Linked DNA regions of Homo sapiens: region 1 is linked to region 2. The links are chromatin loops, found by intact Hi-C in ENCODE. Cell type or tissue: GM12878. All regions are shown on one strand.

Region 1 (8,000 bases), 60 kb before region 2:
AGTGGGCAAAAGCCGGAAGCATTCCTCTTAAGAACTGGAACAAGACAAAAATGCCCACTCTCACCTCTCCTATTCAACATAGTACTGGAAGTCCTAGCCAGAGCAATCAAACAAGAGAAAGAAATAAAAGGCATCCAAATAGGAAAAGAAGTCAAACTATCTGTCTTCCCTGACGATATGATTCTATACCTAGAAAACCCTGAAGACTCTACCAAAAGGCTCCTGGAACTGATAAACAACTTCAGTAAAGTTGTTTGGATACAAAACCAATGTACAAAATCAGTAGCATTTTTATACACCAGTAATGTTCAAGCCAAATCAAAAATGCAATCCCATTTACAATAGCCACAAAAAATAAAATACCTAGGGATACAGCTTTAACCAAGGAGGTGAAAAATCTCTAGGAGAACTACAAAACACTGCTGAAAGAACTCAGAGATGACACAAACAAATGGAAAAACATTTCTTGCTCATGAATTGGAAGAATCAATATTGTTAAAATGGCCATATTGCCCAAATCAGTCTACAGAGTCAACACTATTCCTATCAAACTACCAACGTCATTTTTCAAAGAATTAGAAAAAAACTATTCTAAAATTCACATGGAACCAAAAAAGATCCTGAATCGCCAAAGCAATCCTAAGCAAAAAGAACAAAGCCAGAGGCGTCACATTACCTGACTTCAAATTATTCTATAAGGCTGCAGTAACCAAAACAGCATGGCACTGGTACAAAAACAGACACACAGACCAATGGAACAGAATAGGGAACCCAGAAATAAAATCATACACCTATAACCAATTGATCTTTGACAAAGCTGACAAAAAGAAGCAATGGGGAAAGGACTCCCTTTAATAATGATGCTAGGATAACTGGCTAGTCATATGCAGAAGAATAAAACTAGATCCGTACCTGTCACCATGTATAAAAATTAAGACTGATCAAATATTTAAATGTAAGAACTCAAACTATAAAAACCCCAGAAAAAAAATCTAGGAAATACCATTCTGGACATCAGCCTGGGCAAGGAATTTATGGCTAAGACCTCAAAAGCAATCACAAAACCAAAAATTGACAAGTGGGACCTAATTAAACTAAAGAGCTTCTGCCCAACAAAAGAAACTATCAACAGAGTAAACAGACAACCTACAGAAATGGGAGAAAGTTTTCACAAACTATGCATCAAACAAAGGTCTAATATCCAGAATCTATAAGGAACTTAAACATGTCAACAAGCAAAAAAACAACTCCATTAAAAAATGAGCAAAGGACATGAACAGACACTTCTCAAAAGAAGACATACAGGTAGCCAACAAACATTAAAAAATGCTCATCATGACTAATCATCAGAGAAATGCAAATCAAAACCACAATAAATACCATCTCACACCAGTTGGAATGGCTATTATAAAAAGTAAAAAAATAATAGATGCTGACAAGGCTTCAGAGAAAAAGGAACACTTACACATTGCTGATAGGAATGTATTAATAAATTAGTTCAGCCGCCATGGGAAGCATTTTGGAGATTTCTCAAATAACTCAAAACAGAGCTACCATTCAACCCAGAAATCCCATTGCTGAGTATATACCCAAAGGAAAAGAAATCGTTCTACCAAAAAGACACATGCACTTGTATGTCCATCACAGCACTATTCACAATAGCAAAGACATGAAATCAACCTAGGTGCCCATCCATGGTGGATTGGTTAAAGAAAATGTGGTACTTATACACCATAGAATACTATGCAGCCACAAAAAGAACAAAATCATGTCCTTTGTAGCAACAAGGATGCAGCTGGAGGCCATTATTCTAAGAGAATTAACACAGGAACAGAAAACCAAATACCACATGTTCTTACTTACAAGTGGGAGCTAAATATTGGGTACACATGGATACAAACATAAGAACAATAGACACTGGGAACTCCAAGAATGGGGAAGAAGGGAGAGGGGCAAGGACTGGAAAACTACCTATTGGGTACTATCCTCACTACCTGGGTGAAGGGGTCAGTTGTACCCCACACCTCAGCATCATGCAATATACCAGTGTAACAAGCCTGCACATGTACCCCATGAATCTAAAATCAAAGTTGAATTTTTTAAAAAGAAATAAAAATAGGTTGTGTTAAAGAAAAAAAAAAACTAGCAGCACAACACGTAAAGTTTAATTCTGACAAGTTAATGAGCCTAGTCACTGGTGAACCAAGAGAAAGTGAGGGATTCAACCCAGCAGTGGAACAGGGGTAGGACACAAACAGAATAAGTGACCCATATTAGCAAGGCATATTGCATTTTATCACATCACATCATATTTTAGATCTAGTTGCCTAACTCAGAGGCAACTATAGAAAAATTAAATTTGTTAAACTGAAAAGATTATTTTGCTAGATTCCATTGCCAGTTTTGTTTAGGGGAAGATGAAACCTACCTCAGATGTATTCCCTCGTTATCACTGAAGAGGACCATTCTGGAACCTCCCTATGCTGCTAACGGGGTCATGGTGTGGTTTGAGTCTCCAGTGCACATTGGAAGATGAGGAGGAGTCTGGGTGGGACCATGAGAGGGTTTTTCTACCACTTAGCAGACAATTTCTTCCAGTCCTAGTTGCTGTCCTCAGCAATCATTGAGTTCACTAAGCGTAATTTAAAGAGCCAGACTCATTCAGTAATCTAAAAGAAAGGAAGAGACAACAAGCATCAGCCGAAAGACTCTAAAGAAATCAGACTTAAGTTTGATCAATGTAACATTATGGGTGGTTTAGTTCCACTTCTGTGGGGCTGAAAGTTTGATTACATGGCAAACACGACAAAGAACAAGCTTGGAGAATCTGTGGAGTTGTTATTGCTTGGTTTTGTTATTTGAGGATTCTCTTTCTAAATGTAAGACAGTGAAGTGACATACTCTGAACACAGACCTAAATTTACCCTGTAAGTGGCCTCAAAACGAGAAAACTCAGTCTGAGAACTGGTGAACTGAAAACCAACATAGGAGAAGAAGGCGCTCAAGAACGCATCCAAGCAAATATTTTCAAAGACGTTTTTATTACTGTTACTTTTTCAAAAACAAAAACAAAAGGGAAGAGGATCCTTCTGTTTACTCAATCACTCAACAAAAATTTATCGTCAGCTAACTGCCCGGAACATCAGAGGTGAGTAAGACAGGTCCCTGCCCTTATGTCCTTTAGAGTCCCTGGGGAAGCAGACTCTGTCAGAGACCTGCCCTTCCTGTTGTGGCCATCTCTATCACACAGAGCTGGGTCCTGACTTCTGTTTGCCGTGTAGGTTTTCAGTAACTGACAGAATACAATAGCAGCTACCATTGATTGCTGCTTACTAAGTGCTTTACAAATGTGATGTCTCTTAAATCCTTAGAACAACTAGGCCTGAGGTAACCTATAGGGGCCTTGTGCAAACTATAAACAGAACTTCTGCAAGATAGATGCTGTCCAGTGATCTGAGCTCAGGTGGGATGCTAGTCCCTTCTCACCTCTTCCACTAGGTTCCCTTGTTCACAGGCTGTACAACTGTACTTGATATGCCCATCAAGAATCTAGTTAAGATATCATCAGTCTCATTTTACAAAGGAGGAAACTGAGGTCCAGAGAGGTTAAATAACTTTTCCAAAGTCATACTCTCTGGAAGTGACAGAGCCTTGACTCAAAGCTGCATTTGTTTGTTTCTGAAATGCTGTTGTCTTTCTCTTATTCCAATTTGGCTTCTTGTTGTTTTGCCAAGGCCTACCAAATCTCCCCTTGCTGAGGCAATAATAATAGAGTTCCCTAAGAGCCTATTATTTCTTATGCATGATTTCCATATGGTCTTAGAAGTCTTCTCCTTCTTTTCTCTCCTACTAACATTGTTTTTGTTTGTTTGTTTGTTTGTTTGTTTTTTGAGACAGGGTCTCACACTGTTGCCCAGGCTGGAGTGCAGTGGTGTGATCACCGCTCACTGCAGCCTTAACCTCCCTAGCTGAAGCAATCCTCTCACCTCAGCCTCCCAAGTAGCTGGGACTACAGGCATGCACCATCACACCTGGCTAATTAAAAATTTTTTTTTGTACAGACTAGGTCTCGCTATGTTGCCTAGGCTGGTCTCAAACTCCTGGGCTCAAGAGATCCTCCCAACTTCCCGGCCTCCCAAAGTGCTGGGATTACAGGAGTGAGCCACTACACCCAGCCAACATTGTTAATAATATCAAAATGCCTATTTTTTTTAAACCGATGGTGTGATTTAAATCCAGATCACTTAAACAATACTCAATAAAAATATTTGTAAGCCGTATATAAATCTGCAAGTAGAGGTAATACATGTAAGAATGTTAATACATAAATATATACAAAGGCAATTTAATATTTTTTCTAAAATGGCTTTTCCATTGAGAAGATTTGCCTCACTGCTGTCTTTGCCCACACTATGGTCTTTCAAGGTCACTTGTGAATGGGAGTGTTGTGGGCATCAGTCCATTATCAACACCTACCAACTTCACCAAGCTGACCTGTCTGTGAGTCAAGCTTGAGTTCCTCTCCTCTGTTCGCTAGTCATAGAAAAACCACCATGAAGTCATTGGTGAGAGCCAAGGAAGAGATGTCAGTCAGTGCCACAGCAGGGGGCTTAGGGAGCCTGGCCACCTTTCCTGCAGCTTATCTGTGCCTTGTGCACCTGCTCAAGCACATTCTCCAGTGTACTGCTTCCTCTTACATTAGATTCCGGCTGAGCCCACCTATCCTTGTAACTTGGGTCTTTGAGATCATCTGGCTCATGATGAGCTGTTCTGGCCATATGGCCACTTGGTGTCCCGTGGTGAAGTCCTCAGCCTATAGGGGCCCAGTAGCCTGCCAGGAGCTGCATTCCACCAGTGTGGAATGTTCCACAAGCAAAACCAAGGGAGCCTAACAAGTGGTGTGCTTCTTTCTTACAAGTAGGCAGTGAAAGATGCAGCAAACTACTTTTTACTTTGAAGGGGCCATCAGTACATGTCCTGTCCTAATCTGGCAGGCCTCTGGATCTTCATAGGGTTAATGTTGTGCCCTCTGGATTATACATATCTATGAAGGCATCTACAGTACATGCCACATCTTGCTCATTATCATGTATCCTCAAAATAGTAGACCAATGTAATTTTTGTGAAATGACCAGATAGTATAGATCCCTATGACAGAAAATAAGAGAAGAACTAATATAGTCCTGGGGCAATCCTGTGAATTTATACCATTGTCATTTCCTGCTAATGCAAACTGCATTGATCCTCTTTTTTGATTGGTATGAAAAGACTATTTCATCAGATCAATGATGGCATACTACATACTAGAGGCTGTATTAATCTTCTCTAGTAAAGATATCACACCCAGTGCAGTAGCTGCAATTGGGACTACTCCTTTGTTAAACTAAAAAAGTACACAGTCATTTACCATCTGGTTTTTATAGATGCGAGAATGGTAACTCAATGGGAACAACTACCCTTGCATCCTTTAAGTCTTTGAGGGTGGCTGTAATCTCTTCTATGTCCCTTGGAGATGTGATATGGTTTTTATTTACTATCTTGGCTGGATGGGGATTTGGCAGTTTCAGGGGCTTCCATTTGGCCTTTTCTGTTACAATTGCTCTTACTCATGGGACTTATAATATTCTAATTAACAAGAAAGTCACAGCTTGAAAAACTAGATATTTCCATCTCTAATGTTATACAACATTATATTATATAAGGTGCATGTATGCTCACCCTCTCACCTCCTCCTTTTCACTTCAGTTACATTTCAGCAGCTCACTCCAGCTGCTCTGTCAAGCTGTTGTTTTCTGCCCTGAGGCTTCTCTGATGTAGTCAGTGGGACACCTGCAGCAGCCTTCTTAGCCCTTCTGTCAAATGTGCAAATCTGGAAATAGGAGGAACTGAACACCTTTGACCAGTGGGGAGAGAAGCCGTGGATAAATCCTTCCATCTTATCTCCCTCAGGCAGACAATGATGAGGTTCATTCTACATGGCTCTTTGGAAGGATTTCTAGAAAGAACACCTCAGTTTCCCATGGTGGTGGTCAGCTTTATAACCCATCCTTGATTTGGCTTTCCTTCCAGCCCAGTGTCACTCTTCCACCTCCCCCCTCCTATTCCTTGAGATCACTTACCAAATAAAGCAGCTGTTGTGAGATCTAGTTTCAGGATCTACACTGTGAGCTTGGTGTGGCACTTTTATATATAGAATTTATACATGTTGTTGTACCAAATCAGAAAACACATGTAGGCACTTCAAAGAAAGAATCATGCAAGATCCTACTATCTAGACATAGCTTTCTAGACTATTGTTTATGCATCTATTTTTCGAAAAATGGGAAGTACAGTAAGTAAAGTATTTTTGCTTTAAGAAAAAGTATTTTTTGTATTGTAAACATTTTATGTATTGTAAACATTTTTCGTTCATGGTGAGAACATTAAAAATCCTCTTTTTTTTTTTACTGTTTTGAAATATATAATAAAGTATTACTAACTATGGTCACCAGGCTATGCAATAATGGATCACTAGAACTTATTACTCCTAACTGAAACTTTGTACCACTTGACCAATCCCTCCCCTTTCCCCACCACCTCCACCCCCACTGGCCTCTAGTGAGATCTCGGCTCACTGCAACCTCCGTCTCCTGGGTTCAAGCGATTCTTGTGCCTCAGCCTCCTGAGTACCTGGGATTACAGGCGTATGACACCACACCCAGCTAATTTTTGTATTTTTAGTAGAGACAGGGTTTCACCATGTTGGCGAGGCTGGCCTTGAACTCCCAGCCTCAAGTGATCCACCTGCCTCAGCCTCCCAAAGTGCTGGGATTACGGGCATGAGTCACCGCACCTGGCCTTACCCTCTACTTCTATGAGTTTGACTTTTTTTAGACTCCACAAATAGGTGAGATCATATGGTATTTGTCTTTCTGTGCCTGGCTTATTTCACTTAGCATAATGTCCTCTAGTTCATCCATGTTGTTACAAATGACAGAATTTCCTATTTTTTTTTTTTAGGATGAACAGTATTCTATTGTGTATATATACCACATTTTAAAACTCACTCATCTGTTGATGGATATGCTGGATGTTTCCATATTGTGGCTATTTTTTGTTTGTTTGGTTTTGGTTTTTATTATACATTAAGTTCTGGGATACATGTGCGGAACGTGTAGGTTCGTTACATAGGTATACATGTGCCGTGGTGGTTTGCTGCACCTATCAACCTGTCATCTACATTAGGTATTTCTCCTAATGCTACTCCTCCCCTAGTCCCCCACCCCCTGACAGGCCCCAGTGTGTGATGTTCCCTTCCCTGTGTCCATGTGTTCTTATTGTTCAATACCCACTTATGAGTGAGAACATGTGGTGTTTGGTTTTCTGTTCCTGTGTTAGTTTGCTGAGAATGATGGTTTCCAGCTTCATCCATGCCCCTGCAAAGGACATGAACTCATCCTTTTTTATGGCTGCATAGTATTCCATGGTGTATAAGTGCCATATTTTCTCTATCCAGTCTATCATTGATGGGCATTTGGGTTGCTTCCAAGTCTTTGCTATTGTGAATAGTGCTGCAATAAACATACGTGTGCATGTGTCTCTATAGTAGAATGATTTATAATCCTTTAGGTGTATACCCAGTAGTGAGATTGCTGGGTCAGATGGTATTCCTGATTCTAGATCCTTGAGGAATCACCACACTGTCTTCCACAATGGTTGAACTAATTTACAGTCCCACCAACAGTGTAAAAGTGTTGCTATTTCTTCACATCCTCTCCAGCATCTGTTGTTTCCTGACTTTTTAATGATTGCCATTCTAACTGGTGTAAGATGGTATCTCATTGTGGTTTTGATTTGCATTTCTCTAATGACGAGTGACGATGAGCTTTGTTTCATATGTTTCTTGGCCACATAAATGTCTTCTTTTGAGAAGTATCTGTTCATATCCTTCACCTACTTTTTGATGGAATTGTTTGTTTTTTTTCTTGTAAATTTGTTTAAGTTCTTTGTAGAGTCTGGAT
Region 2 (8,000 bases):
TGTTATGTTTTAAATAGATAAAATGTATATAATATGCATAAAATGTATATAAAAAGATATGTGTGTGTGTGTGTGTGTGTATGTACACACACACACACACACAAATTGGGATCATGATTCGCATACTGTTGTTGTGCCTAACAAGATACCTTGAACATTTTTTCATGTCGCTGAGTTTTCCTCTATAATACTTTTCAAAGGCCACATAGTGTTCTGTTGAATCCAGGTACCAATTTATTCAAGAAATCCCTTACTATTAAACATTCCAATTCTTTCTAGATTGTATTATTTGAGACAAGGTCTCACTGTCACCCAGGCTGGAGTGCAGTGGCGTGATCATGGCTCACTGCAGCCTCAACCTCCCTGGCTCAGGTGATCCTCCCACCTCAGCCTCCTGAGTAGCTGGGACTACAGGCATGTGCCACGAAGCTTGACTAATTTTTTAATTTTTTTTTTTTTTGTAGTGCAGGGGTATCCCTATGTTGCCTGGCTGGTCTTGAACTCCTGGGCCCCAGTGATCCACCCATCTCAGCCTCCTAAAATGCTGGGATTACAGGCGTGAGCCACCATGTTCAGCCAATTTTTATTATTATACATAATTCTGTGAGGAATAACTGCATAACTCTCTCACACTTCTGATTATTTCTTAAGGGTAAATATTCATAGACGAGAATGAACATTGTATTTTGATATCACTTGTTTCTGCCTGCCTAGAGTTTCTTCTCATTTTCACATGATAGAACTGACCTCCTACCTCACTCTCTCATTGCCTTTTAGTATCTGCCTCTCCCACAACTGGTAAAATGTTTCATCACATGGCTGGGACTGATCAGAGTGCCCTGTCTCCTACCACTCCAGGCACAGTGACTGGTCCAGGAGTGAGCATATGATCTAAGTAGGGCCAATAAGAGGGAAATTTTCTAGGTCTGATAATAACTCTTGGATGAAAACATCTCTTTCCTTCTGAAATTCTTAAATGGCACCAAAAATCATTTAAGGTTGGGACTGATGAGGGCCCTCTTGATGCCAACATGGAAGAAAGCAGAGCTAAATAATGAAGTGACAAAGGGGGATTCCTACTGACATCTTTTTTCTCTTTCTTTCTTTCTTTTTTTTTTGAGACAAGGTCTCACTGTCACCCAGGCTGGAGTGCAGTGACGCGTTCATGGTTCACTGCAGCCTCAAACTCTTGGGTTCAAGCCATTCTCCTGCTTCAGCCTCCCCAGTGGCTGTGATTACAGGTGTGCACGTCCATGCCTGGCTAATTTATTTTTATTTTTGTAGAGATAGGGTTTCACTATGTTGCCCCAGCTCGTCTGGAACTCCTGGCCTCAAGCGATCCTCCTGCTTCAGGCTTCCAAAGTGCTGGGATTAGAGGTGTCAGCCACTGCGCCCAGCCTGATGCCATCATTTCAGTTCCTGGTCTCAGCCATGACCGAAGCAAGGTGCTTCCCTAGACTTGTCCAATTATTTGACCTAATAAATTTCCCTGTTTATTTAAACTAATCTGAACTGGCTTTCTGTCTTTGGCAATCAAGGCTCTTGACTAATGTAACTATTGTTAAGGTTTTGATATGTATTTCCAAATTACCTCCCAGAACTACATTGCCAAATACACATGTGGAATGTGGAATTTTAAATTGAATTAATGTTAATATTGCTGCAATGTATCAGTGTAGAATTACAGTATGAGTCAATCTATCTTTTTTTCGTATTTCCATACCCTCATGAGTAAAGCAAAACATCTCAAACAAATCATCACACTCAAGTAAGTAAAGGTGGAGACTGTGATGAATAGAGATCAAGCTAGGTTTATATTATGCCCAGACATCAGGCTGAGTACAAGCCCTTGCTGTCAGGGAGGGGGAAATAAGGTCCATGTACCCTGTAGCCAGTTACACAGTGTGTCTCTAATACCTTTACTTTCTTCCCACATGCAGAAGTGAAAGTTAAGAGAAGTCTGAAGAAGGAGTCAGTTCCAAGAAAGGAGTTAAATTATTCAAGAGTAAGTTGTCAACTTCAAGTCAGTGAGCCAAGGCAGAGTAGTTCATAAAGAAACTGTGACTAGACTAGGTGGTACTCAGTTTCTGAGACAGATTTCTGAGCCAGGCCTGTGGGCAGCTGTACGAGGAGATGGGTTGGGGAGGGGTGATTTTAAAAGGATGCTAAATAACACTGGCAAAACCAAATCAACTCCACACACCAGTGAGATGAACTGGAAAACAGTGTTCATTACTCCAGTTTTTCTATCAACTCCTTATGTAGCTGTGGAGCTAAAAACTGGCTCCAGTCTCACTGAGGTAGACACTATCCTTTTTTTATTTTTTTTAATGGAGACAGAGTCTCGTTGTGTCGCCCAGGCTGGAATGCAGTGGTGCAATCTCTGCAACCTCCACCTCCCAGGCTGAAGCAATTCTCATGCCTCAGCCTCCTGAGTAGCTGGGACTACAGACACACACCACCATGCCTGGCTAATTTTTGTATTTTTTAGTAGAGATGGAGTTTCAGCATGTTGGCCAGGCTGGTCTCAAACTCCTGACCTCAAGTGATCCACTGGCCTCAGCCTCCCAAATTGTTGGCATTACAGGCATGAGCCACCACGCCCAGCAGCACTATTCTTTTAAATAAAATTTGTACGATGCTATTGATTTGGACTGGGCCTCTACAGATCAAACCAAAATGGAGTCACTCATGCTAAAGTTTCATGTCACCAAACAGAAACTAAGTCATCTACCTTTCAAGAAACTAAGGGGGAGAGAGAGAAAGAGGGAAAGACAGCATAGCCAAATCCCCTAACAGGCCAGTTTTAGCTGGCATGATAAAGGAGTACCCCCTGCTTTAATCCGATAAGGAAAGTAACTTTGAAATGACCGATTCACTTTTTGTTCCTTATTTCTGCTTTTTTTTAACCCCTTTTCTGCCTATAAAGCCCACCTCTTCTGCTTAGCTCATCAGATCACCTTTTCTAAATTTTTTATTTTATTGATTGATTGATTTTGGGTAGAGATGGGGGTCTCTCTCTGTTACACAGGCTGTTCTCAAACTTCTGGGATCAAGTGATCCTCCTGCCTTGGCCTCCCAAAGTGTTGGGATTACAGGCATGAGCCATGGTGCCCAGCCACCTTTTCTAAATTTTTATGGGAGATAGTACCCTGATCCATTCATCACAAATAAAAGCCAATTAGATCACTTAACTACATTTGTTGTAATTTTGTCTTTTGACAGTTCTCAAAAGGAAATGAAAACAACACTTTATTAGCAGCAGCGCATCTAAAATGGATATTTTTGAGATGCACCTGTGCACTCTTGGTCAGTTGAAACTTCTGAGTCAACAGTAGGTGGCCTAGTGCTGTTTCCCGAGAATGAGTGGTTTAACTCACCCTTTCATATACCTCTCAAAATGATTTCTTGTTCTTAAAATTACGAATAAACAAAACTGAAGTGAGAAGATGAGCTTCAGAAAAATGGGAACTGATCATTAAACTTTTTTTAGAACATTTCCTGTTCTTCAGCTAGTAGAAGTGGATTATTTTAAAAATCTGTTTCTACTTAGACTTTTTATTGATTAAAAAATAATACATTTCTCCATATCCTGACCAAATCAATGTTGAATACACATTGGTAGGATATTGCTTGTAGGGGCTGCTTGACTTGGCCCAGGCTTGCTGGGTGGTTGGACGTGAAGGGTAGGATAAAGCCGCAAAGATCTCCCCACCCCCCAGCCCCAGATTGCTTAACTGAAGAGACTTTGGAGACCAGCTGGGTAGCCAGGATTGCAGAAGAACAAACTTGAGGACCAGCCAGTTCTGCATTAGAAATTTTGGAGGCATTGTCCAGAGCCCTGAGAATGAGAGAAGATCTCCAACCATCCACGGCTGTTTGGGCAAAGAAAGCATCGGGGAAAGGGAGGTAGGACTCAATAGCTGAGAATCAGGCAAAAAAAATCGGGAAAGTGGGTAATTATCTTATTCCCCACTATCTCTCCTTTCCACTGGCCACCCTTCCAGGTATCCTGTGATCTGAATTCCAGCTCTGCTCAGTTCAGCCTGGGGAATCAGAAGAAAAATTGTCTCTGTCCACAAATCCCTTTCCCCTACCTCTGCTGCTTCAGTGACAAAAACTGAAAGAAGAAATTGGTGTAACAAAACTTTAAAATTTGTATATTTAGAAAATCTGAAAGAATCAACAAGGAGAACTCCTGGAACTAGTGCAGGATATGGTTAACATCCAAAAGTCAATTGCAACCAAGTGCAGTGGCTCACGCCTATAATCCCAGCAGTTTTAGGAGGCTGAGGTGGTAAACTGCTTTAGCCCAGGAGTTCGAGACCAGCCTGGGCAACATGGTGAAACCATGTCTCTACAAAAAATAGAAAAATTAGCCGGGCACTGTGGCATGTGCCTGTAGTCTCAGCTATTTGGGAGGTTGAGGTGGGAGGATCACTTGAGCTTGGGAGGTCAAGGCTGCAGTGAGCCATGACCATGCCACTGTGCTCCAGCCTGGGTGACAGAGTAAGACCCTGTCTCCAAAAAAAAAAAAAAAAAAAAGTCAATTGCTTTCTCATATACCAGCAATGAACAAATGAAATTTGAAATAAAAACCACAATACCATTTACATCAGCATTCCCCAAAATGAAATTGGTAGAAATCTAATAATATATGAAGAAGTTCTAGATAATGAAGAGTATAAAACTCTGATAAGAAAAATTTAAAAAGATCTAAATGATTGGAAAGATATTCCATGTTCATGGACAGGAAGACTTATCTGGTCAAGATTTCAATTCTTCCCAACTTGATCTATAGATTTAATGCATTCTCAATAAAAAGCCCAGCAATATATTTTGTGAACATGAACAAACTGATTTTAAAGTTTATAGGAAGGGAAAAAGACCCAGAATAGCCAACACAATATTGAAGAAGAAGAACGAAGTCAGAGGACCAACACTATACCATAACAAAGACAGTGTGATAGTGGTGAAAGAATAGACAGATAGATCAATGGAACAGAATAGAGAAGCCAGAAATAATTTACATAAATATAATAAAACTGATCTTTGACAAAGTAACAAGGCAATAAAATAGAGAAAAAGAGAAACTTTTCAACAAAAGGTGCTGGAACAATGGAACATCCAAATGGAAAACAAAAATTGAATCTAGACACAGACTTTACACCCTTCACAAAAATTAATTCAGAATGGATCATAGACCTATATGTAAAATGTGAAACTATTAAAATCTCCTAGATAATAACCCTGGAAAAAAATCTAGATGACCTTGGGTATGGCAATGACTTTTAAAATACAATACTAAAGTCATGATCCATGAAATAAGAAGTTGGTAAGCTAAACTTCATTAAAATTTACAACTTCTGCTCTGCAAGAGAATGAGAAGATAAGCCACAGATGGAAGAAAATATTTGCAAATGACATATGTGATAAAGGACTGTTATCTAAAATATACAAAGAACTCTTAAAACTCAACAATTAAAAATGAACAACCTGATTAAAAAATGGGCAAAAAACCTTAACAGAGACCTCACCAAAGACCATACAGAGATGACAAGTATATGAAAAGATGCTCGATATAATATCATATGCCATTAGAAAAATGCAAACTACTAAATGCAAAGTGGCTGCACCACTTTGCAAGATAGTGTGGCAGTTTTTTTTACAAAATCAAACATACTCTTACCATATGATCCAGCAGTTACCTTCCTTGGTATTTACCTAAATAAGTTGAAAAGTTATGTCCACACAAAAACCTGTCCATGGCTATTTACAGCACCTTTATTCATAAATGCCAAGACTTGGAAACAACAAAGATGTCCTTCAGTAGAGGAATGGATACATAAACTGTGGGACATCCAAACAATAGAATATTTTTCGGTGCTAAAAGAAATGAGCTATTAAGGCATTAAAATATATGGAAGAACCTTAAATCCATGTCACTGAGTGAAAAAGCCAGTTTGAAAGGCTACATACTGTATGGTTCCAACTATATCACATTCTGGAAAAATACAAAAATTATGGAGATAGTAAAACAATCAGTGTTTGCCAGAGGTTAGCAGGGAGGTAGGGATGACTAGGCAGAACACATAATATTTTCAGGGCAGTGAAACTGTTTTGTATAATATTATAATAGTGGACACATGTCATCATACATTTTTCAAAACCCATTGAATGAACAGCACCAAGAGTGAACCTTAGTGTAAACTATGGACTTTTAGTGATAATGATGTGTCAATGTAGGCTCATCGATTATAACAAATATGTCATTCTGGTGCTAGATGTTGACAGTTGGGGAGGCTATGTGTGGGGAGGTAGGGGGTATCTGGGAACTCTCTGTACTTTCCATTCAATTTTGCTGTGAACCTAAAACTGCTCTAAAAAATGAAGCCTATTAAAGATGTATTAGCTAAAAAAAAGGGTATAAGTGATGAGTCAGTGAAAGGCAGATAAAAGCATTGAGTAGCAAAGGCTCATTTTCATCAATACTGCCCCATTAAGAAGAGTTTGCTTTCTTCTCTGACATCTTCCATTCCCCACTCCGTTCCTACTTCCACCCTTTTAAGCATTCAGTCACTTTGTAGTCCCCATGCATTTATTTTGTCAAAGTCTGATCTTACGTTAGTATTTCCATATTTTAGGATGGATACACTTTACAGCCTAGACCATAGACCATCCATGCTGAGACAGTTAGAGAGTGATGGGCTTATTCCTAGGTGGGAACAGTTCTATGTGTCTGGTTCCTACCTGTTTGCTCCCAGACTTTCCTGTCCCCTCTCCTTTTTTTCTGTCCCCAGCTCATGGGTACTCTGGATCTAGAATCCTTGCCTTGGACCCACAGTAGAATTGACATGCTGGGCTAGACTGCCCTGGCCTGGCCATTGCCAGTCTTAAGCCTCCAAGTTTCTTTTGCCCTTGGCAACTCCCAGACATATAAGCCCGGCCTTTTTGGTGGGAATGGGGGTTCAAGAGAGACATCTAGAGCTTCTTTTTTCCTTATCAGTTACACTCCACTTCAGAGGTCTAGACCAACTCCCAGTGTGAGTTGCTTCTGGAAGGTTTCTCATTGAACATGTCATAGGTTACAGGTGGTTATGAGACAAAGATGGCTTTAACACATGTTAAACCATTTAGAAACTTAAAAATTTTTATAGCGTTTGAAATTATTTTTGTATTTTTATAGGTAATAATCATACAAAGAAAATAACATATTTTCTTTTTTTTTTTTTTTTTTTTTTTTGAGACAGAGTTTTGCTCTTGTTGCCCAGGCTGGAGTGCAATGGCATGAGCTGGGCTCACTGCAACCTCTGCCTCCCAGGTTCAAGTGATTCTCCTGCCTCAGCCTCCCAAGTAGCTAGGATTACAGGTGCCTGCCACTACTTCCAGCTAATTTTTTGTATTTTTAGTAGAGATGGGGTTTCACCATATTGGCCACGCTGGTCTCGAACTCCTGACCTCTGGTGATCCACCCGCCTCGGCCTCCCAAAGTGCTGGGATTACAGGCCCGAGCTCTATATTTTCTCCAAGTCTTACATAGTTTCTCCCAAATGCCTTTCAGGTTACAAGTGGAGTAAGAGGAACTGAATTACTTCCTGGATGTCAGTACACTTGAGTTTAATCTCAGTTACTCAATAGATGGTGACTGAGGTTATTCATGACTTAATTCCTTCAGATCTTCCTCGCGTATAGGAAGAAGGGAGAAGGACCAGATTGTCATCTGGTCAAGTCTTCTCCAGCCTTAAAATTTTATGATTTCTGTATGTTAAATGCAAATACAGATGGTGACTGTTTGATCCAGCCCAGTTTCCTCCTATATCATGTTTCTCTCAAAGTGAAACCTAAAATCTTGAAAAAGCTTCCTATAAAAGGCCACACTTCAGATTTCATCAACTCCCAAAGCAGACTGTCTATGGATCAGAAATTCTCATCTTGAAGTGGGGCAAGTCCTCACTTGTACACATGTTCTTTCCACTCAAATGCAGACACTGTTCTTGTGG

Evidence for each region. A loop is a pair of places that touch in the nucleus more often than their neighbours do. Peaks named below come from ENCODE experiments on the same cell type or tissue, not always from the same donor. Only the 100,000 strongest peaks of a DNase experiment are listed, where the experiment ranks them.
Region 1: a loop joins it to region 2, with 1.8 times the contacts of the local background. A loop is called at or near these places in 2 of 110 quality-filtered maps.

Annotation. Positions count from the first base shown.
Region 1 is chr12:27,158,723-27,166,722 of GRCh38, forward strand. It overlaps the pseudogene LOC124902904. Among named protein-coding and RNA genes, the nearest start is that of C12orf71, 80 kb to the left of the region's middle. RefSeq lists an enhancer at 5,831-5,890. In GM12878, no CTCF peak of the experiment used is centred here; DNase peaks (open chromatin) are centred at 2,946 and 3,227; H3K4me3 peaks cover 649 bases; H3K27ac peaks cover 2,509 bases.
Region 2 is chr12:27,218,465-27,226,464 of GRCh38, forward strand. No RefSeq gene overlaps it. Among named protein-coding and RNA genes, the nearest start is that of STK38L, 22 kb to the right of the region's middle. RefSeq lists enhancers at 1,738-1,787, 1,928-2,097, 2,118-2,187, 3,847-3,916. In GM12878, a CTCF peak has its summit at 3,351; DNase peaks (open chromatin) are centred at 1,957 and 3,347; H3K4me3 peaks cover 1,386 bases; H3K27ac peaks cover 5,306 bases.